Linked DNA regions of Homo sapiens: regions 2 and 3 are each linked to region 1. Evidence: chromatin loops called from intact Hi-C (ENCODE). Cell type or tissue: heart right ventricle. All regions are shown on one strand. Each heading gives the region's core, and the rest is flanking DNA. Links, peaks and the distances in the headings are about the cores only.

What was found. Hi-C counts contacts between places; a loop is a spot of excess contacts. Peaks named below come from ENCODE experiments on the same cell type or tissue, not always from the same donor. Only the 100,000 strongest peaks of a DNase experiment are listed, where the experiment ranks them.
Region 2: it touches region 1 in a loop (4-fold over the local background); 15 of 110 quality-filtered maps call a loop at or near these places.
Region 3: a loop joins it to region 1, with 8 times the contacts of the local background. A loop is called at or near these places in 74 of 110 quality-filtered maps.

What each region holds. Positions count from the first base shown.
Region 1 is chr2:65,061,146-65,068,616 of GRCh38, reverse strand. The region is part of intron 1 of CEP68 (centrosomal protein 68); the gene reads right to left. Among named protein-coding and RNA genes, the nearest start is that of CEP68, 8.5 kb to the right of the region's middle. RefSeq lists enhancers at 1-280, 281-1,049, 6,935-7,436. In heart right ventricle, for the core only: CTCF peaks have their summits at 3,521 and 3,722; DNase peaks (open chromatin) are centred at 3,466 and 5,126; H3K27ac peaks cover 4,172 bases.
Region 2 is chr2:65,549,749-65,557,219 of GRCh38, reverse strand. It overlaps the pseudogene VTRNA2-2P. Among named protein-coding and RNA genes, the nearest start is that of LINC03050, 49 kb to the left of the region's middle. In heart right ventricle, for the core only: CTCF peaks have their summits at 3,565 and 3,766 (motif pointing right); a DNase peak (open chromatin) is centred at 3,859.
Region 3 is chr2:65,184,068-65,191,538 of GRCh38, reverse strand. It overlaps LOC124907779 (a long non-coding RNA gene), which reads left to right. Exons shown (of 2, transcript XR_007086461.1): 2 at 1,728-1,949. Among named protein-coding and RNA genes, the nearest start is that of ACTR2, 40 kb to the left of the region's middle. In heart right ventricle, for the core only: CTCF peaks have their summits at 3,880 and 4,086 (motif pointing right); a DNase peak (open chromatin) is centred at 4,098.

The DNA of each region.
Region 1 (7,471 bases), core at 1,638-6,637:
GCACAGAAACCACATCCAGCCTGTGGAACAGGTGAGAGCTACTTGTTCCAAGGATGGCCAGTGACCAAAGAGAAAGAGATCAGCAACTCTCCTCAGGCTGGCCTGGGTTATGCTGCACGTGGTGATGGAGGGAAGCTGTGGAAAGCTGGTGGGTAACAGTGGTAGGGTAAGTGTAACACAGCATGTGTGCACATGAGAGCAAGAGCCAATCAGCAGGCAGGCAGGCGAGGGAGCACAGGCCGAGCACTCAGGGAAGGATGATGATTTGGGAGCTGAATCTGCAAACAGGACCATTCCAACACAAAGAGGTTCAGGAACAACAGAGGGACATCACCCTCAGCCTAAGCATGCCAGCAAAAGTTGATGCTGAGAGCCCTGGTGGGATGGGGTAGGGGGCCAAAAAGCCAACAGGAGGAAGACCAATGCTGGGAGGATGTGGAAGGGGAGGTAACGGAACCGTGAATGCCCAGGATGTCGGCAGCCACCCGGAGTGCACTGGGCCAACCTCAAAGCTTAAATGTGGGCAGAAATGGCCTTGTTTCCTTAGTCAGGAGGCAAACAGATGGTAAGAGGAGATGCTGGTGGAGAGCCTGCAAAGGGGGAATGGCTGCGGGCTCATCTTACTCAGCTCACACGCTGGGAAATACCACCTAGATGGGCACTGCACACACTGAGGACGCCTTGCACTGGAATCCAAGAGGGCCCTTCCCTACTCTGCCTGATGGGGCATGCCAGGCTCCAGCCTGATTCAGAAGTGACCCTGGAGAAGAGCATGCCCTTCGCACGGACGCTCGTCTAGTTCCCACAACCACCAGGTGGGGCAGGAACTAATCAGAAAATTATTTTTGAAAGGTAATATACAGCTCAAATGTAAAATGCACAGCAGATGTAAGTCTCTCTCCGCCCTTGTCCCCCATTCCTTTGCCAAAATGAGCCAGGGCAGGCAGAACATCTATGACAGTGCCTGGCATGGTATGGACACTAAGTGTTGGCTGTTGTCATTAGTGTCATGGGGAGGCATGGACAGAATCAGTGTAACAGGTCACCTTACAAGGAAGGACAAAGGAGCCAAATGGGAGAAAAAGCAGCCCATTTTTAAATACAAATCAAACAAAATATTTACTACTAGATACTCCCACAAAATCAGGGAACCAGCCTTACTAGTTTTGTGTATGACCCTTGTTTCCTGATGCAAATATCTATGTTCATCCTTCCCCCACTTTTGTTCCCCCAGAAACTGAGTCTTGCTCCATCACCCAGGCTAGATAGAGTTCAGCGGTGTGATCTCAGCTCACTGCAACCTCCACCTCCCGGGTTCAAGCGATTCTCCTACCTCAGCCTCCCGGCTAGCTGGGACTACAGGCGTGCGCCACCATGCCTGGCTAATTTTTTTATATTTTTAGTAGAGATGGGGTTTCACCATGTTAGCCAGGCTGGTCTTGAACTCCTGACCTCAGGCAATCCACCCACCTCCCAAAGTGCTGGGATTATAGGCATAAGCCACTGTACCAGGCTTATCCTTCCCTCCCTTTTTTTTTTTACATAAAAGTAGCAAACTGTATAGGTCATACTATTCAGAACCTTGGTTTTCTTTTCTCTACAAAAAATATCTAGGGGCTCATTCCTAAGCAATACAGCAGGTCCTTCAGTAACATCACTTGGTACGATATCTTTTTTTTTTTTGAGACAGAGTCTCACTCTGTTGCCCAGGCTGGAGTGCACTGGTGCGATCTCAGTTCACTGCAACCTCCGCCTCCCTGGTTCAAGCAATTCTCCTGCCTCAGCCTCCCAAGCAGCTGGGATTACAGGCATGTGCCACCATGCCCAGCTAATTTTTTTTTGTGTGTGTATATATATATATATATATATATTTTTTTTTTTTTTTTTTTTGAGACAGAGTCTCACTCTGTCTTCCAGGCTGGTGTGCAGTGGTGTGATCTCGGCTCACTGCAACCTCTGCCTCCTGGGTTCAAGCAATTCTCTGCCTCAGCCTCCCGAGTAGCTGGGATTACAGGCACCCACCACCACACCTGGCTAATTTTTATATTTTTAGTAGAGATGGGGTTTCACCATCCTGGCCAGGCTGGTCTTGAAATTCTGACCTTATGATCCACCCGCCTCAGCCTCCCAAAGTGCTGGGATTACAGGCGTGAGCCACCGTGCCTGGCCAATTTTTGTATTTTTAATAGAGACGGGGTTTCGCCATCTTGGCCAGGCTGGTCTTGAACTTCTGACCTCGTGATCCACCCGCCTCAGCCTCCCAAAGTGCTAGGATTACAGGTGTAAGCCACACCGCCCAGCCGGTCCAATGTCTTTTCATTATATCATTGATAAGAAACCCTGATTCCTGACTGAGGTCACTGTCTGTATGGAGTGTGCACATTCTCCCCATGTCTGCCTGGATGATATCCAGTTCATCTGGATACTCGGGTTTCCTCCCACATCCTGAAAACATATACTTAGGTGAATGGGGCTGACTACATGGTCCTGGTCTGAGTGTGGGTAGATGAGTGAGCGTGCCCTGCCATGGGATGAAGTCCTGCCCATGATTGGTTCCCTCCTTACACCCTCAGCTGCTGGGACAGGCTCCAGCTACCTGCGAACTTGAACCCATTTGAGTAAGCAGGTAAATCATAATCTTGTGTTTTTTTTTTTTTTTTTAAGATGAAGTCTCGGTTTGTCACCTAGGCTGGAGTGCAGTGGCGTGATCTTGGCTCACTGCAACCTCCGGCCCCTGGCTTCAAGCAATTCTCCTGCTTCAGCCTTCTGAGTAGCTGGGACTACAGACACTCACCACCATGCCTGACTAATTTTTGTATGGGGTTTCACCATGTTGGCCAGGCTGATCTGGAACTCCTGACCTCAAATGATCCGCCCTAGTTGGCCTCCCAAAGTGCTGGGATTACAGGCATGAGCCACCACGCCTGGCTCATCTTACTTGTTTTTATTCATCTTTCATAAATGTATGTACAGCTCACATTTATTTCACTATTTAATTTAAAAGTGTTTTAGTCTTTACTTAGAAGTTTGGTGATGCTTTCATGACCAGAAATATGCCATAGGAGCTTAACTCTTATTTATATCAATTAGACTATGGTAAAATTGGTTTCGTTATATGTCCTTTCAAGTGGCAGAGTCACGGTTTCCAAGAACTTACTGACGACATCAAGTGAGGACTTACCGTACAAAGACAGCTTCCTCTTTTTCATTACTGACCAGTACTGTATTCTGGTGTAAGGACGCACTAGTTTATTTCACCAGTCCCTTATTAGTGGACATTTGGGTTATTTCTAGTCTTTTTTGCTAGTCCAAACAATGCTATGATGAGTCACTATGCACACACATTTGTGCTGGCACATCCTCAGCATGAATTGCAGAAGTAGAGCTGCTGAGGCGAAGGGTGCTTTTGCACACACTGCCAAGTGGCCCTCTGCTGAGTGGTATCACTCTACACTCCACCAGCACATGTGAGGGCCAGTTCCCACGGGAGCCAGGGTCTTTAATCCTCACGTCACAGATGGGGAAACGAAGCCTCTGAGTGAGACAAGTCCAGGACTGCCCAACTCCAGAGCCCAAGCTGTTTATGAGCCAACTGGGGAATAAGTGATCAAACAGTTAAGCCACAAAGCAGAAGAGAGAGAAGACTGGTGGAGGGACAAAGAGAAGAGTGACAAATCTTGCTGAGACAGAGATCTTACGGAGCCACATCCTCACCTTGTGGCTCATTAAGAAACTGCACATGAAGACGTTTACAGGCAAGTTTTGTTTTCATAAGTAGGGGAACAGCTGCGCCCGTGAGCTAGAAAAACCAGGGTGAAGGCTGGGTATAGCCCATAATTCCCAATTGCTACTTCTTGCTCCATTTCTTTTTTTTTTTTTTTTTGAGACGGAGTCTCGCTTTTTCGCCAAGGCTGGACTGCAGTGGCGCTATCTCAGCTCACTGCAAGCTCCACCTCCCGGGTTCACGCCATTCTCCTGCCTCAGCCTCCCGAGTAGCTGGGACTACAGGCGCCCACCACCGCACCCAGCTAATTTTTTGTATTTTTAGTAGAGATGGGGTTTCACCACATTAGCCAGGATGGTCTCGATCTCCTGACATCGTGATCTGCCTGCCTCGGCCTCCCAAAGTGCTGGGATTACAGGTGTGAGCCACCACGCCCGGCCTCTTGCTCGATTTCTAAAAACTCTCTCAATGGCTAGAGATTCCCCACACCTCTCACTAAAGGGTGCGATCTTGAGACAAGGTGCTGGAATAAGATGATGATGGGGCAAGGGAGGGGTGCAAACAAATTATCCCTTTGTTTTGATCATGTACTTTTTATTCATCTTGTCTGGACCTCATTATTCAAAAAAGAAGGTATCTATTTAGCCTGGAGAGATAGGGAGTGGTGAGCTATTACAAACTATTCAGTTGACATCCCTAAGTAACTTACAAGGATACACACAAACCTAAACTAGGTTAGTAGTGTGGCCAAAGTCCCTTCAGCAACCAGGTAAGAAGATCTGAAATTCAATGATTTTCAAGGAAATTGTACGTCTGTAAAGACGGAATGAAGGTAGTTACTTTCTTAGACTGGATAAACAGTCCCTTCATAATCTTATTAATCTGCCTGACAAATCATGCTTTTCCCCCCTATTATACAAGTTTATTATGAGAACCAAGACAGACACATGTGAAAGAAAATAAAAACCAATCTATAATGCATTCAAAACTGTCTATGAAATGTTACCAAAATGCAACGAAAGGGAGAAATCAGTTGGGATAAAAATAATAGGGGAAAACTTCCTGAAGTAATGACTGAAGACAAACCTCTTTTAAAACAGCAATCATGCCGAAGAAAACACTGGCCCAGGCTATGATAAACGCACAAGTTTTGGATTCCTAGGACTCAACCCTGTCTGCATCTGGCCGGTGGCCATCTGTAACACTGCATGAAGGTCTGGTCTTCATTTCCATAGATCCGAGATTTTACACATCATTCCTCCTAACCCTCTGGGGTAGGGGTGGGGGCGATAGATTCAGGTTGCACTTCTAATAAGAGGCAGCTTATCCTTCTCAGACTGGTGAATAGCGCTTGTTGTCTTGGACCCACACAGTCTCCCAGGTCATCAGCTTTAAACAATTTCCTAATGTGGGGCCTCCCGTTCTCGGATCACACATTTTACAGTGCTCCTGGAGGCTAGCAGCTCCATGATGGGGCACAGGCCCCCGTCGCCTCCCAAATGAAGGAAGTGCCAGGAGGTTGGACTGAATGACAGGAGACATCAGAGCACAGACAGTGAACTCAACCTTACCCTCTGAGAAAGGTCTGTACACAACAGAACTGCCTTGTCCTTTGTCAAACCAAGAGACAAGCCACATAAGCTTCAGGATATTCTAGGGACCATCTGGACTTTGCTATTAAAATTCTGTTAGTTTCCAGAACCTGAAGAGGCTGTATGATCCACCAGATATAATTAGGAGTGATGTAGGCTTGGCTTACTCTTGCCCTACAGTAAAAATACGCCCACAAATCATGCATGTGGTAACACAAACTCTAAGCCTGGACATCTGACCCTTCTTCGTATATGCTGCATCACCCTAGGACACTCCTGTCACAGCTGCCGGGCTTCCTCCCACTCACTTCTGTCCAAGATGGAGAGAGGAGGACTGGGAACTGTGGGAGGGGTGAGGCTCTGCTCTTGCTCTTGACTAAACCCCTCAAACAGATGAATGATCAACTAGAGAGCAATCCTCCTTTCAACAAAAAAGGACCTCCCCTAGGACTATTTTTTTTTTTGAGATAGAGTCTCGCTCTGTCGCCCAGGCTGGAGTGCAGTGGCACGATCTTGGCTCACTACAACCTCTGCCTCCCGGGTTCAAGGGATTCTTGTGCCTCAGCCTCCCAAATGGCTGGGATTACAGGCGTGCACCACCATGCGTGGTTCATTTTTTGTATTTTTAGTAGGGACAGGGTTTCGATATGTTGCCAAGGCTGGTCTCGAACTCCTGAGCTTAGGCAATCCACCCGCCTAGGCCTCCCAGAGTGCTGGGTTTACAGATATAAGCCATCACGCCCCGCCTCTTTTTTTTTTTTTTTTTTTGAGATGGAGTCTCACTCTGTCGCCCAGGTTGGAGTACAGCAGCGAGATCTTGGCTCATTGCAACCTCTGCCTCCCGGGTTCAAGCAATTCTCCTGGCTTAGCCTCCAAAGCAGCTGGGACTCCAGGTGCGTGCCACCATCCCCGCTAATTTTTCTATTTTTAGTAGATACGGGGTTTAACCATGTTGGCCAGGCTGCTCTCGAACTCCCGGCCTCAAGTGACCTGCCTGCCTCGGCCTCCCAAAGTGTTGGGCTTACAGGCGGGAGTCACCGCACCTGGCCAGGACTCTTTAAGTCGTGAGCTCCCTTTGAAACAATCTCATTTATACCAACTTTGCCCAGGGAGCTCTGTTCTGGCAAGGGCTCGTCTCTTACCTGAGCGCACAGTCACCTGTGCCAGCCACAGAGGCCAGGTGTTGCTAGACTGAGCAAGCCCTATGAGTTCAGGGCCAAAACCTCCAAACCTGTTTTCACAGGAGGCCACAGGAATAAGTGATAATTGCCATGAACACACAGTGGCAGAACCTGCCCAGAGAACCAAAGAGGCTTTCCATGCTGCTCTTTCTCCAATAACATGAAACTGTCCACAAGGAAACAGAAGGCAGGACCCAGCAGAGCTTGCTGGAAGAACTCTGGGGGAACTAGATTTATGGAATAAAGGAGCTTAAAGGCAGAGGCCAAGCAGGCATGGGAGGTCACATGAAAGGAGGTAAAGACACGTAGGGGAAGCCAACAAAGGGGCCAGTCACAAAAGGTGACTGAGGCCTGCTTCAGGGTGGCGTGGGTGCCAGGAAAACTGTGGCTGGAGGCCTGAGACTGGGAGGCCAGCAGCAAAGAGCAACTGCTGCTCCACCTGCTCCTGCCCTGCTGGGAAGTCCCCCTGGAGCCCCACAGTCCCCCACACCAGCCCTGTCTTTCACTGTGGGATAGGTCACTCTGAGCACTTTGTCCCCCTTCTCTGCAGGTAAAATCAAAGTAAAGTGAAAATGAAGAAAAGACTCAAAGCTACGGAGGGTAGACTGTGTCTGCTGTGGCTTGGCCATGGGCCGAGGCCATCCCCAGGATCCTTGGGCACCGGGAGCCCCTTCTTTTCTCCCCAGGGCTGCTTCTGGAAGTTTTGCTTAGAGTCAAAAGAACAGAAGGAATCTCCCAGGGCCCTAGGAGGAGCCAGTGGGTCCCTGTAGATCAATGCGGTAGGGAGGGCTGTGGGCTAGGCTGCTTGGCTGTCTGTTCCCTCGCCTTCTCACTCACTTATCTGTTGGCTGACTGACCAGGGCTACCAGACAGCCTCCCAGCAAGGCCAATGTTCTCATTTACAAGGCAAGGTCTTTAGGTAGCCCTTTTTTTTCTTTTTTTTAATTTGAGATGGAGTCTTGCTGTGTTGCCCA
Region 2 (7,471 bases), core at 1,544-6,543, 490 kb before region 1:
CATCTATGAGCCAAGAAGAGAGGCCTGGAACAGATCTGTCCCTCATGGTCCTCAAAAGGAACCGACCTGACAAGCACCTTGATTTGACTCCGAGCTCCAGAACTGTGAGACAACAAATTTCTCCTGCTGAAGCCCCTCGGTCTGTGGTACCTTGTTATTGGCAGCCCTAGCAAACGAAGGCAACACCCAACCCTTATTCAAACCAGATACAACTGCTTCCACCCATGGGCTCTGGGGTGACTGTCATGCCACCTGGCCGAGAGAGCTCAGCAGCTGCCAAAACTATAGGCATCAAAGATGGGAGCACTGAGGCCCATTACTTCATCCATAGTCCTCCCACACATCCTATCCACCCCATCCCACGTTTTCTCCTTCCTGCTGGCTGCCTCCCCCAGCCGGTTCCTTGGGCCACTGATAGCCACCCCACTTCCCCAAGGCCCTTTCCCCACCTGGAACACCCTGGAGACCTTGTTCCCGTGAAGACAACCCCCTCTGCTTCTCAGCCTTTCTGCTAAATGCACCATCCACCTCCTGCTTCCGCAAGGAGAGGCTGCTTATTGTCCCACATGCCCAGGACCCAAGGCAAGAAGACAGAGAAGATATGCTTCCTGCTCCCAGTTGCTTCCTGCTCCCAGTTGCTTCCAGGACGTTAGCTTCCATCCTTGGCTTTTTCTCTTCTGACATTCCTCTTTCCAGACTATGCTTTACCTCCATTGAGAACTTTGGCACCCACCATCATCTTAAGAGATTTTAATATCCGTGTGAAGAACTCATCCAACATCCCGGGCTCAACGATCCCCAACCACCATGACTTTCACCTCCACTCCATCCACCCATGTTCATGGCCTCTGCCACACCTACACCATCTTCCTGAATCACCCCACCGCTGACATCATAAATCATGGTTTTGCACACTTTGACCTCACTTCCACCATCCCTGCTCCCTGCCCTTCCCTCCAGTCCCAGCAAAAACCTGCATTTCCACCACCAAGCCAGGCCTCTTCTCTCCCCTCCCCTGGGTTCCTTCCCCACCCCCGGGAGTGAGCTGGCTACCAGTTCTCTCCCATCAGCCTTCCGTCTGTCTTCACCGTTTTCTCTATATAGCTCTTTTCCATCAGTATTTAAAGTCAGCCAAATCTCTCTCATCTTTAAAGAGAATTCCATATGTATAAAATTTTTTCTGGATGAATATATAAGAAATTGATCATAACTGTTACCTTTGGACAAGGAGAGACGAGGGAGTCTGAAAAGTACAGAATTTTACTTTTCATTTTATACATTTGCTGTAGTGTTTGATTTTTTTACCACGTACATTAATATTTTTATTAAAAATAGCAAATAAGACCTGGCACGGTGGCTCACGCCTGTAATCCCAGCACTTTGGGGGGCCGAGGCAGGTGGGTCACTTAAGGTCAAGAGTTCAAGACCAGCCTGGCCAACATGGTGAAACCCTGTCTGTACTAAAACTACAAAAATTAGCTGGGCGTGGTGGTGCATGCTTTTAATCCCAGCTACTTGGGAGGCTGAGGAGGGAGGCAGAGGTTGCAGTGAGCTGAGATCACGCCACTACACTCCAGCCTGGGCAACAGAGCAAGACTCCGTCTCAAAAAAAAAAAAAGCAAATAAATAAATAAAACGCAATGATGTAACCACCTCCTCTTCTCCCTTAGATGAAGCCCTCCCTTGGGTCAGCTTTGGCTCAAGTGGTTACTTCCTCATGCCAGACTTTCTGTCTCTCTAACTCCCTGTGCTGGGGTTTGAATCCTGCAGGTGCTTTCTGATCTTTAAAAAAAAAAAAAAAAAAAAAAGCCCTCCCTCAACCCATCCTTCTGCTGCTCGGAGTCATGCCCTTTGCAGTCGACTGCACTCTCTGCCTCCACTTCCTGGCCTCACACTTGTTCCTTGCCCACTGAGACCCGGCTGTTTCATGCAACATCCCGCTGAAATGTACCAGCTGGCAAAAGGCACTCATCATCATCACTGTCACTAAATCCAGGGCTTGTACCTCCTGATTCTCCTTGATGGTCTTATGGCATCTGGTCCACTGACCACGCCCTTCTTAGAACACTCTGCGGCAGGCTGGGTCTCCCACTTCTTGCTCTAGATGACACTGGTGTTTCCCAAGGGACCAACCTCATCCTTCCCCTCAAGCACCACGAGAGTTCATCTTCACCCAACTTGTGGTTGAGTAGGATATGATGAAGACTCCACACCCCAGCCTCCGGGCTTGACCTCTTCTTATCTAACACCCACTGGTCATTTTCTCAGTCAGCAGGTCCTCTCCCTCCACATGCCCCAAGCCTGCCCACTTTTGCCACCACTACCCACAATGATGAGTCACCTTTGACTCTTCCCCCACCTTCTCTTCCACACACTCCACCACTATCCCCATGCCTCTGAGTTTATGGCTAAGCATTTCCATGACCTGCCCTCTCCTCTGCCTTATTTCTACTGTCACTGCCTTAGGGTTCAGGCCTGGCACACCTCTCTCCTAGATGAATGCAACAGCCGACTGCCCTCGATGACTCCAGAACGGTCCCTCTCAGATCTGTCCTCCCCACCAGCTGCTAGAGTGGAAAGTAAAAAGGTATGGCTGTTTATTTGAAAATGCAAAATCAGCCAGGCGTGGTGGCTTACATCTGTAATCCCAGCACTTTGGGAGGCCGAGGCGGGCAGATCACGAGGTCAGGAGTTCAAGACCAGCCTGGCTTAATATGGTGAAACCCCGACTCTACTAAAATTACAAAAATTAGCCAGCTGTGGTGGCATGCACCTGTAGTCCCAGCTACTCAGGAGGGTGAGGCAGAAGAATCACTTGAACCCGGGAGGCAGAAGTTGCAGTGAGCCAAAATCACACCACTGCACTCCAGCCTGGGTGACAGAGTGAGACTGCATCTCAAAAAAAAAAAAGATTCCTCACTGCCAACCTACAACTAAGACCTGTCCATCCCACTCACCTCCAATAAAGGCTGAGTTCATCTCACAGTTCATAAGCCCTCCAGGACCTGGCCTTGTCTATGATCCAGCCTTATTTCCTACCACTCTCCACCTCAACTGCTAAGCTCCAGGTTCCTTGAAAATCTGAGTTGACAAAGCACCCACTGCCATTTCACACCTCGATGTGCAGACTCCTTGGTGACATTTGCAGGACCCCAGGGGCAAGAGTACAAATGAGGCCCACGTGTTGTACCATGTGTCTGAATACAATTTTTAAATCAAGTTAACAACTGGCTCAATAAAATATTTCCTTTCTAAAATTGAGATGTAATTTGCATACCATAAAATCCATCACTTTAAAGCATACAATTCAGTTGGTTTTTGGTATTTGGTGTCCACACGCAGGACCCTGGAGGCCTGCCCGGACTGTTGGGTGAGCCAAGGCGCCCGTGCCTTATCCCTGCCAGGAACATACACCTCAGCCGCGGCACCCCTTTGGGTAATTCTGTTCCTCCTCCCACCACGAGAAGGGAAAGAGGGGGGAAAAGAGATCCCCAAGCCAGTTTGTTCCTTATGAATTGCCCTGGGAGAGAGGTTTACTCTGGGCCAACAACAAAATGATGGGCTAAAATTTTTTTAATCTTCTGCGTATTCTAGTTATTCAATTTATACTCCCCCACCCAGTGACTTCCAATCCCTTTTGCAATACACAGCAAAATACAACTCTGTCTCAGACCATATTTTTCAGATCACATTTCCCGGGGTTGTTTCAGTAAAATAGTATTCGCCGATATACAGAGCCCCTTTTCTTCCCGCATGTTTTCTCCCTATTCTCCACAAGAGGGAGCCAGCAGGTCCTGTTTGGGCCACGGCTTCTCCGCTCCTCACATCCCTTCTCCAACCAGGGCAAAGAAGACGTGGGATCAGAACCTGCGGGCGGTAAACCAAGCCCACAGCTCTCACACTGTTTGGTGAGCAGGGCTGTGTAGAACAACAGGATTTTTCAACAACTTATTTCAAGGGAATAAGAGGTGAACACCTGTTTTTGTTGTTGTTGTTGTTGTTGTTTGTTTGTTTTTTGTTGTTGTTTTGAGACAGAGTCTCGCTCTGTCGCCCAGGCTGGAGTGCAGTGGCGCGATCTTGGCTCACTGCAACCTCTGCCTCCCGGGTTCAAGTGATTCTCCTGCCTCAGCCTCCTGAGTAGCTGGGATTACAGACACATGCCACCACGCCCGGCTAATTTTCATTTTTTTAGTAGAGACGGGGTTTCACCATGTTGGCCAGGCTGGTTTCGAACTCCTGACCTCGTGATCCGCCCGCCTTGGCCTCCCAAAGTCCTGGGATTACAGGCGTGAGCCACCGTGCCTGGCGAACACCTGTTCTTTAAAAAAAAGAGAGAGGCTGGGCGCGGTGGCTCATACCTGTAATCCCAGCACTTTGGGAGGCCGAGGTGGGCAGATCATGAGGTCAGGAGATTAAGACCATCCTGGCTAACACAGTGAAACCCCGTCTCTACTAAAAATACAAAAATAATTAGCCAGGCGTGGTGGCAGGAGCCTGTAGTCCCAGCTACTCTGGAGGCTGAGGCAGGAGAATGGCGTGAACCCGGGAGGCGGAGCTTGCAGTGAGCCGAGATGGCGCCACTGCACTCCAGCCTGGGTTACAGAGCCAGACTCCGTCTCAAAAAAAAAAAAAAAAAAAAGAGAGAGAAAGAGTGATCTGGAAACAATGGAAAAAGCTTTCTGTTCATTGAAGTCCATAATAGCGTTGTATGTACATGTTTAGTGAGCACAAAATTATTCCACAAATATAAATTAACTGGTTTTAGAAAAAATACATGGAAGACATTTTTATTAAGTCTCAGTTGCTGTCCTATTTTTTTTTTTTTTTTGAGACAGGGTCTCGCTATGTTGTCCAGGCTGGTCTCCAACTCCTGGCCTCAAGGGATCCTCCTGCCTCAGCCTCCTAAAGTGCTGGGATTACAGACACATGCTACCACACCCGACTTAATGTATTTTAATGGAACACAAAACTGATTTTTTTTTTTTTTGAGACAGAGTCTCACTCTGCTGCCGGAGCTGGAGTTCAGTGGTGCAATCTTGGCTAACTGCAACATCTGCCTCCTGGGTTCAAGCAATTCTCCTGCCTCAGCCTCCCTAGCAGCTGGGATTACAGGCATCCGCCACCATGCCCAGCTAATTTTTGTATTTTTAGAAGAAACGCGGTTTCGATGTGTTGGCCAGGCTGGTCTCAAACTCCTGACCTCATGACGCGCCTCGGCCTCCCAAAGTGCTGGGATTACAGGCGTGAGCCACCATGCCTGGCCACAAAACTGGTTTTTAAAAGTTGTTTTTTAAATATTAGACAATGTAAATGATAAGGTGACTTGTTTTGTGTTCAAGAGATAGTTCTTCATGCCACACTGTAAAGCAGGTGGGATATCAGGTTAAGGAGACTGGAAGCCCTAAATATTTTGACACCAAGGACTTGTGTGGGCCAGTAGGAAGATGTACTTGGTGGCAGTGGGAGGGACGCTCTGGATTCAGGCCTCGGGACCACGTGGGCAGCCCTGGTCCCCGTGAGTGGAGGAGTGATAAGGGCTAGCGTTGGGTGACAAAGGCTGAAGAAAGGACACATATGTGAGACTGTGAAGGAGTAACTGACAAGGCCTGGTTCTTGACTGAAGAGGTGGAAGTAGGAAGAAATCGGAAGCAAGCTAGGCGACTGATTTGACATTGGTTGTGGTTTGAGGCAAGAGTAGCAGAGGAATGACAATTCACTCTGAATTCCACACTTTGTAATCAATCCCTTTATTGTAATCACAGTAGTATTTATATATATTTGAAAAACAGTAGAACATAGAAGTGTGAAATATGCATTTGAAAAATAGTAGAACGTACATGCGTAAGGCAAGATATATTTGCTCTACAGGCAGGGCTTGTTGCACGGGTCACAGACCCCCTTGCAATAACTCTGCAGCATCTTCCACTCCACCCTGGGCTCTTTGGTGTAGACTATGAGGAATATAAATCTGTGATAGTAAAGAGATATATTATGCTAGAAGCCCATCAGCAAAGAAACTGTCCTGGCATTCTTGTTCCAATGAAGCAGAAATGGGGACATATCCATAAATGGGCTGGGGTGGAGTTAGGGCAGGCCCAGGCAGCCTTCAAATTTTATGCCTTGAGTAGAGTTCGTACCTTCTGGCTTTTCCATCACCCTCCAGCCCAAATTTCCTTTTTTTTTTTTTTTTTTTTTTTGAGACAGAGTCTTGCTCTGTTGCCCAGGCTGGAGCACGATCTCGGCTCACTGCAAGCTCTGCCTCCCGGGTTCATGCCATTCTCCTGCCTCAGCCTCCCGAGTAGCTGGGAGTACAGGCGCCCACCGCCACGCCAGGCTAATTTTTTTTTTTTTTTGTATTTTTTAGGGGGTTTCACCGTGTTAGCCAGGATGGTCTCAATCTCCTGACCTCATGATCGGCCCGCCTCGGCCTCCCAAAGTGCTGGGATTACAGGCGTGAGCCACTGCGCCTGGCCCCAAATTCTTCTATGAAACAAACCTTCACAGTCCACTGAGCTGGTGTGGTTCAAAGTGCCATCAAGGGTGGTAAGAATGATTGAACTCTGATGACCAGATGATTTTCCTGCTCCAAAGCTCCCTTGCCAGGACACCCTCAAGCAAGAATTGCCCTCCTGAGCAGGGCTTCCTGAGGCCAGATGTGGAGGCTTTTCTTCAGAAATCTCCTGGTCAGCCATGAATAATCACTACTGTGCAAGAGGATGAGCTCCGGCCTCTCTTAGTCACCTTTGAGTCCATCTCAGCTACTGAAATGTCTGTCCTATGGAGTGGGAGGCTACCCGGATGAGAAGAGGAATAGAAACAGCACAAGGACCACGTGAACTCTCCCGTACTGAACCATAGTACAGGTCCTACAGGGAAGTTTGCCTTGTTTCCGACCCCACTCCTGAATGTATGACAGGCATTTGCTGAGAACAAAGGCTACCATTAGGCATCGCGGCTGATGCTGTGAGAGTCTAAAGGATACACTTTCTACCAGGAGGCTTTCCGCCTAGGAAAGGGGAGACATGAATCTAAATGCACTAGATGAGAGAGCTGTGTAGATGCGCGTCTTCCTCACTGGTCTCAGTCATTTTTTAACCTCCCGCTTACCCACAGTACTGCACCTGGCATGCAGATGATGCTCCCATAATGTTTGGTAAGCATTACATGCAAAATACAAAAGACAGTTCATAGGAGGAAGAGAATGTGTACATGTAATTGCGGTGCATTGGGGCCCATTTATAACAGGGTTTCTCAAGAGTGGCACTGTCAACATCTGGGGACAGGTAATTCTTTATTGTGGGGGCCGTCCTGGCTCTTGTAGGATCTTTAGCAGTATCCCTGGCCTCTCTGCACTGGATACCAGGAGCGCTCAGCCATGATAATTGAAAGTGTCTGCAGCCATTGCCAGATATTCCCAGAGATAACGTCACCCCCACTGAGAATCACTAGGTTATAGCTTTTGTGTCATCCC
Region 3 (7,471 bases), core at 1,544-6,543, 120 kb before region 1:
GTAGATTCGGAATTGTGAATTTGCCTATTTGCTAAAATTTATTTGCAACCCCAAAATCAATACTTGCAGCAATTTTACAGTCATTTGGGGACATGCACAGAACAATGAAAAGTTTGAGTGACCTGACACCTGACTGAAGTCAACTGCCTTTTTTTTTTTTTTTTCCTGTCACCCAGGCTTTAGAGTGCAGTGGTGCCATCATAGCTCACTGTAACCTTCTGGGCTCAAGCGATTCTCCTGCCTCAGCCTGCAGAGTAGCTAGGACTACAGGCACATGCCACCACACTTGACTAATTTTTTATTACTTTGTAGAGACAATTCTCACTCTGTCACCCAACAACCCAACCCAAGTGTTGAGGTCTGAGACAAAGTTTGTTGCTTATTTCCCTCTCCTTCCCCTAAGTGGAGGGTATACCTGGCCACACTATGCTGACTGAGGTTGAGGCAGGGGTGATGTGGATCATGCAAAACTGTCCTTCCTACCCTCCTCAATATGTCTTTTCTTATTTCTTTTTCTTTTTTCTTTTTTTTTTTTTTTTGAGACAGAGTCTCACTCTGTCGCCCAGGCTGGAGTGCAGTGGCGCCATCTTGGTTCACTGCAACCTCTGCCTCCCAGGTTCACGCCATCCTTCTGCCTCAGCCTCCTGAGTAGCTGGGACTACAGGTGCCCACCACCATGCCCAGCTAATTTTTTGTATTTTTAGTAGAGATGGGGTTTCACCATGTTAGCCAGGATGGTCTCGATCTCCTGACCTCGTGATCCACCTGCCTCTGCCTCCCAAAGTGCTGGGATTACAGGAGTCTTTTCTTATTTCTGCACTACATTCGGGTGCTGTAATCTCTCACCTGGTATCCTTAGTGCTTGTGAAGGTATTTTCATGCATGGACAGTTGTTCAAATTGATGTTTCTGTGGGAAGCAAGTGTTGGAATGGCCCATTTTGCCAACTTACTGATGTCTAGACCCTGTCTTCTTCTAGGAAGAAAGATGTTTGAGCAGGCAAGAGGAACAGATGCACAGGTCACCATCCAGAAGCCCACATGCATGCAATCCCAACAATTTCTTTGTATTGAATTATGTGGGATGTGAATTAGTAGCAACCATAATCACTTCACTTCAGTGAGTTATTAGTTACCTCCTTGGGTTTGGCTCTTTATTTTGAAGATTTAGCCTTTAGTGGCACATGTGTGTACTACAGAGGGACAGAGCATTTCTTTGTAAACTTAGAAAACCTACGAACATCGGGAAATATTTTCAAATTCAAGGGAAAAAACTTAAGTAAACCAATAGATTAAAGAAAATGAGGACGGGTACAGTGCCTCACTCCTGTGGCTCAATCCCAACACTTTGGGAGGCTGAGGTGGGCAGATCACTTGAGTCCAGGAGTTCAACACCAGCCTGGGCAAACACGGCAAAACCCCATCTCCTCAAAAAATTAACCAGGCATTGATGGCCCATGCCTGTAGTCCCGGCTACTGGGGAGGCTGAGGCAGGAGGATTGCTTGAGCTCAGGAGGTTGAAGCTGCAGTGAGCTGAGATCATGCCACTGCACTGCAGCCTAGGTGACAGAATAAGATTCCTGTCTCAATAAATAAATAAATAAGGAAATCAGAAAATCTACAAGCTGTACTAATGCTTAGTTCCTGAATGTTGGCCAACAATGAATAATTCAGGACATCCAAAATACAGTAAACACCAAAAACTTACTCGACCACTCTCCCATTTCAGAACATGAAGCATACTGAAGTAGAGACGGCAGGATTTTCTCATGCATGGAATATGGGATGTGAATGAAAACAGAAGGATCACTTGATGGCTGCGGACCTGAGCAACTGGAGGGATGGAGTTGCAATTAGGTGAAGTGAGGAATTCAGCAGGGGAAGCAAGTTTTGGGGCAGAAGATTTTATCAGGGATATTTTAGTAATTAAATAGTTAGATTAGTGTCTTAATCACAACTCCACATCCTTACCTGATTTGGAGCTTCTGTCAGTCTCCCAGCTCTGAGCTGCTTCAGGCTGGGAAGCCGACAGTCGGGGAGAAGTCATGGATAGCTTCTGGTCCTCTTTTCCCACTGTGGCTGTCCTCCTCTTCCCCGGCCCTCACTATGTTGTCTCCAGCTCCTCTTCTGGGACAGGAAGGGACAGAAAGATCTTACTGACAGGTACCCCATGAAGGTACCCCCTAGGGGATGGAGATCCCAGGGCTTCCCCTCCTTGAGTCCCTCAGAGATTCCTGGTAATGCCTCTCATCTGACTGCCATTTTGACCGCTCCCTGTCATCTTTCAGGCCACCTCTCTTTTGGGATCCCATGGTCTTTCTAGGGAAGGATCCAAGAGGGACCCAGGATCCACATTTGGTCCATAAGAACCACCCGTACTTTGCCCTGTCCTCAGAGGGCGTGTAGTCCACATCTAACACAGCCCTCTCTACTCTGCCACCTCTGGCCACTTTGGCCTGGAGAATGTTTTCAGAACTCATCTCTGTACTACACAAACTCTAAGGACCTCAAGTCAGATTCTCCAAGGAGTTCTCTTGAGGTCCTTTCTGTTGCCTACTTAAAGTGACCTGGCAACTAACCAAACATATGTGTGTGTGTATATGTGTGCATGTGTGTGTATGTGTGTATATAGACATACATATCTGTACACATATGTATGTGTGTATACATATACATACACAATACATATATACATATACACACACATACAATTAACAGAAGACATATGGATGGATGGCCATAGGAGCATAATAGTCATAATCTGGAAACAATCCAAATTTTAATCAGTAATAGAAATGGATAAATAGTGGGCCTGGCACAGTGGCTCACATCTGTAACCCTAGCACTTTGGGAGGCTGAGCTGGGAGAATTGCTTGAGCCCAGAAGTTTAAGACCAGCCTGGGCAACATGGCAAAACCCCATCTCTAGCCAAAAAAACCCACAAAAATTAGCCAGTTGTGATGGTGCACACTTGTAGTCTCAGCTACTACTTGGGAGGCTTAGGTGGGAGGATTGCTTGAGGCTGGTAGGTGGAGGTTGCAGTGAGCTGAGATCCCACCACTGCCCTCCAGCCTGGGTGACACAGCAAGACCTCGTCTCAAAAAAAAAAAAAAAAAAGAATGGATAAATAATGGTAGCATATTTTTTAATGCAATTTTTTAAAAAAGAATGAACTACTACCACAATGTGGGTAAATTTCACAGGCATATGTTAAGTCAAAGAAACAAAATACAGGCAGGGCATAGTGGCTCACGCCTGTAATCCCAGCACTTTGGGAGGCTGAGGCGGGCGGATCACAAGGTCAGGAGATCAGGACCATCCTGGCTAACACGGTGAAACCCCATCTCTACTAAAAATACAAAAAATTAGCTGGGCATGGTGGCATGCGCCTGTAATCCCAGCTACTTGGGAGGCTGAGGCAGGAGAATCACTTGAACCCGGGAGGTGCAGGTTGTAGTCAGCTGAGATTGCGCCACTGCACTCCAGCCTGGGCGACAGAGCGAGACTCCATCTCAAAAAAAAAAAAAAAAAAAAAAAAGAAAAAGAAAAGAAACAAAATACAAAAGAATGCATACAGTTTGATTCCATTTATATGACTTTCAACAACAGGCAAAACTAATCTATGCTGTTAGAAGTCAAGATAGTAGGGTAAGTAGTGAGTGGACAAGAGGGAGGTTTTGGGGAGATCTACTGGAATATGCTCTAACTTAATCTGGGTGATGATTACATTTGTTACGTAATGGGCTTATACATTTCTACAGTTTCATCTAGCTCTACAGTTGAGATGTGTGCATTTTATTACATATATGTTTACTAAGAAAGTGAAAAGACAATTCACGGAGAAATTTTTCTCCCTATTATTCATACATTGCATTTTCATCATTTGATAACATGAGTTGGGGATTATTTACAAAGAATGCTTTAGTTGTGAGGACATTCTAAGCCTAAAACTGGCAGAGACATTTCAAAAATGAAAATGTTATGTCTAAGGAAAAACAGCCCTCTTCCTTTGCTGCCTGTGACCGCTGTTACCACACTTCTCAGGTTCTCCTAAGCGAGCAGCGTGGCTTCCTGGGCTTCTACCAGAATTTACCAGCAGGGGTCAGCCCTGTACAAAACCCAGGCGCTTGAGCCTCCCGTGAATTGGAACTTGCTCTCTGGTTCTGTCAAGCCATTCTGGCCTTTTAGCTTTCTCACTTCACATTCCCAGCTACACTTCCTTCTGCTCTGTTACCACCACCCACTCCCGTGATCACAACATGGACCAGAAACTTCACAGCCTTCCTCACTCATTCAAACACGCTCTCCTCTCCTTCCGTGCTCTCAAGTAACCCCCGCAGCAACAGTCCTTTCAGCTTAGCAAGCTCTTCAGTCCAAGCCCTGCTGCTTTCTCTCCATCCTGCAGTCCCCTCCTCTCTTCACTCTCCCCTTTTCAACCCAGACATCACGGGTCATCAATGAAATCACTTTTGCAAACACCTCCAACTCTTTGACCATTCTAGGCCTCAGCTCCTAACCCCTTAGGATTTTCTGGCCGGGCGCGGTGGCTCACGTCTGTAATCCCAGCACTTTGGGAGGCCGAGGTGGGCGGATCATTTGAGGTCAGGGGTTCCAGACCAGCCTGGCCAACATGGTGAACCCCGTCTCTGCTAAAAATACAAAAATTAGCTGGGTGCGGTGGTGGGCGCCTGCAATCCCAGCTACTTGGGAGACAGGGGAATCGCTTGAACCCAGGAGGCAGACGTTGCAGTGAGCCGAGATTGCGCCACTGCAGCACTGCCGCTTGGGCAACAAGAGTAGAAAAAAAAAAAAGTTAAAAAAAAAAAAAGGATTTTCTGTTGCACTTGGGATAAAGTACAAAGCCCAATACAGAGCCCCCAAGGCCCTGAGTGACCCAACCTTGGGCTGGTATCTCTCCCACCATGACTCATGCACAGCACTCCCCTCTCCATGTTTTCCACTCTTCCCTCTCCCAGTGGAGAAAAAGTCATTTCCTCCAAGTCCACTCTCTCATTCTCTTTCCTAACAAGGGGTTTATTTCCTTCAAGACACAATATAAAACTTTATCATATTTGTATAATTGCGTATTTAATGTTTGTCTTCCGCTTGGGGCTGTGCACTCAACAGAAGCAGTGCCAAGCACTTGCTAGGTTCATAGAAGACACTTAAGTGTTTGTTGGCCAGGCGTGGGGGCTCACGCCTATAATCCCAGCACTTTGGGAGGCTGAGGCGGGCAGGTAGCTTGACCCCAGGAGTTTGAGACCAGCCTGAGCAACATGGCGAAACACCGCCTCTACAAATAATTGAAAAAATTAGCCGGGTGCGGCCAGGCGCGGCGGCTCACGCCTGTAATTCCAGCACGTGGGAGGCCGAGGCGGGTGGATCACAGGGTCAGGAGTTTGAGACCAGCCTGGCCAACATGGTGAAACCCCATCTCTACTAAAAATACAAAAATTAGCCGGGCGTGGTGGCACTCGTCTGTAGTCCCAGCTCCTCAGGAGGCTGAGAAGGGAGAATCGCTTAAACCTAGGAGGTGGAGGTTGCAGTGAGCAGAGATCATGCCACTGCACTCCAGCCAGGGCGACAGAGCCTCCAGAGCGAGACTCCGTCTCAAAAAAAAAAAAAATTATCCGGGTGCTACTCGGGAAGCTACTGTAACCCCCAGCTACTCAGGAAGCTGAGGTGGGAAGATCTCTGGAGCCTGGGCTGTTGAGGCTGCAGTGAGCTGAGATTGCGCCACTGCATTCCAGCCAGCCTGGGTGACAGACTGAGACCCTGTCTCAAAAAAAAAAAAAAAAAAAAAAAAAAAAAAGAAGAAAGAAAGAAAGAAAGAAGGAAATGTTTGTTGAATTAGAATGTCAATCTAGACCTTGACCCCACCAAGACAGAAGACAGGTGTAGTGCCCTCTGTTATTTAGAAAAATAATCGTAGTAGCACTTTACATTTGTATAGTATTTGTCTTTTCAAAGTACTTTAACATCTATTATCATAATAATAAAGATAGGTAAAAATAGGTTGCATACAATAGGTAAGTGCTATTTTCCCATTTGACAGGTTAAAAAAAAAATGAGTCACGAAGAAAGTTGGCTAAAATATCAGAGTAAGGACTAAAGCCAAAATCTCTAACCTACCCATTTGTACATCTTAATTAGTAAGTAAATATTCTGTCTTATGATCAAACTTGCAGTTGAGATAATAGCTTAATAGGTAAGTGTTCAGCCCTAGAGACATAATGTTCAGTTTCCAAACCCAGCTCCAGTACTTAACTTGCTGTGTGACCTGGCACAAGTTACCTAACTTCCCTGAGCTTCAGTTTCTCCATGCTTAAAGTGTGAATAATAATGCCTATCTGAGGTGGTTGTAGTGAGGTTATAAAGAGTATATTGCTAGGAGTGGTGGCTCATGCCTGTAATCCCAGCACTTTGGGAGCCCAAGGTGGGCGGATCACCTGAGGTCCCGTGTTCAAGACCAACCTGACCAACATGGAGAAACCTCGTTTCTACTAAAAATACAAAATTAGCCAGGTGCGGTGGCTCATGCCTGTAATCCCAGTACTTTGGGAGGCCGAGGCAGGCGGATCACCTGAGGTCAGGAGTTCGAGACCAGCCTGACCAACATGGAGAAACCCCATCTCTACTAAAAATACAAAATTAGCCGGGCGTAGTGATGCATGCCTGTAATCCCAGCTACTCAGGAGGCTGAGGCAGGAGAATAGCTTGAACCTGGGAGGCGGAGGTTGCGGTGAGCCGAGATCGCACTATTGCACTCCAGCCTGGGCAACAACAGCAAAACTCCATCTCAAAAAAAAAAAAATTAAGTAAATAAATAAAAATAATAAAAAATAAAAATACAAGATTAGCTGGGTGTGGTGGCGCATGCCTGTAATCCCAGCTACTCGAGAGGCTGAGGCAAGAGAATCACTTGAACCCGGGAGGCAGAGGTGGCAGTGAGCCAAGATGGCACCATTGCACTCCAGCCTGGGCAACAACAGCAAAACTCCATCTAAAAAAAAAAAAAAATGCTGTAATATTTTTCTCTCCTGCAATTATTAATATAAATATATAAGAATAATGACCCTTAATGAAACTTGTGAAGCAGATAAATCCATATTTAAATGGAGGTTTCCCTGGAAAGCTAACACAAATGATTAATAGGTTGCAATCTGTTAGAACAGACTAAAATGCTTTGTTTATTTACAATGAGGCCTCTTTCTCTATCTTTGTTATAATCTATTAACAGTTATTGCATGGCTACCTGAGGTGATGAATCTGCAGGAAAAATCTGTTAAAAGTACAATAAAAGCATTCTTCCCTATTCTAGTACTTTATAGAATTCAATAAACTATTAACAGCATAGGACAGAATGGTCTGTATCCTAATTAATGTTCAAGGATGCAAAGTAATGAGGTCCAGCCTTCCAGTTTTCATTTAAAAAACTACAAAGTTTTCTCTCATACCCATAGTCGACTTTTC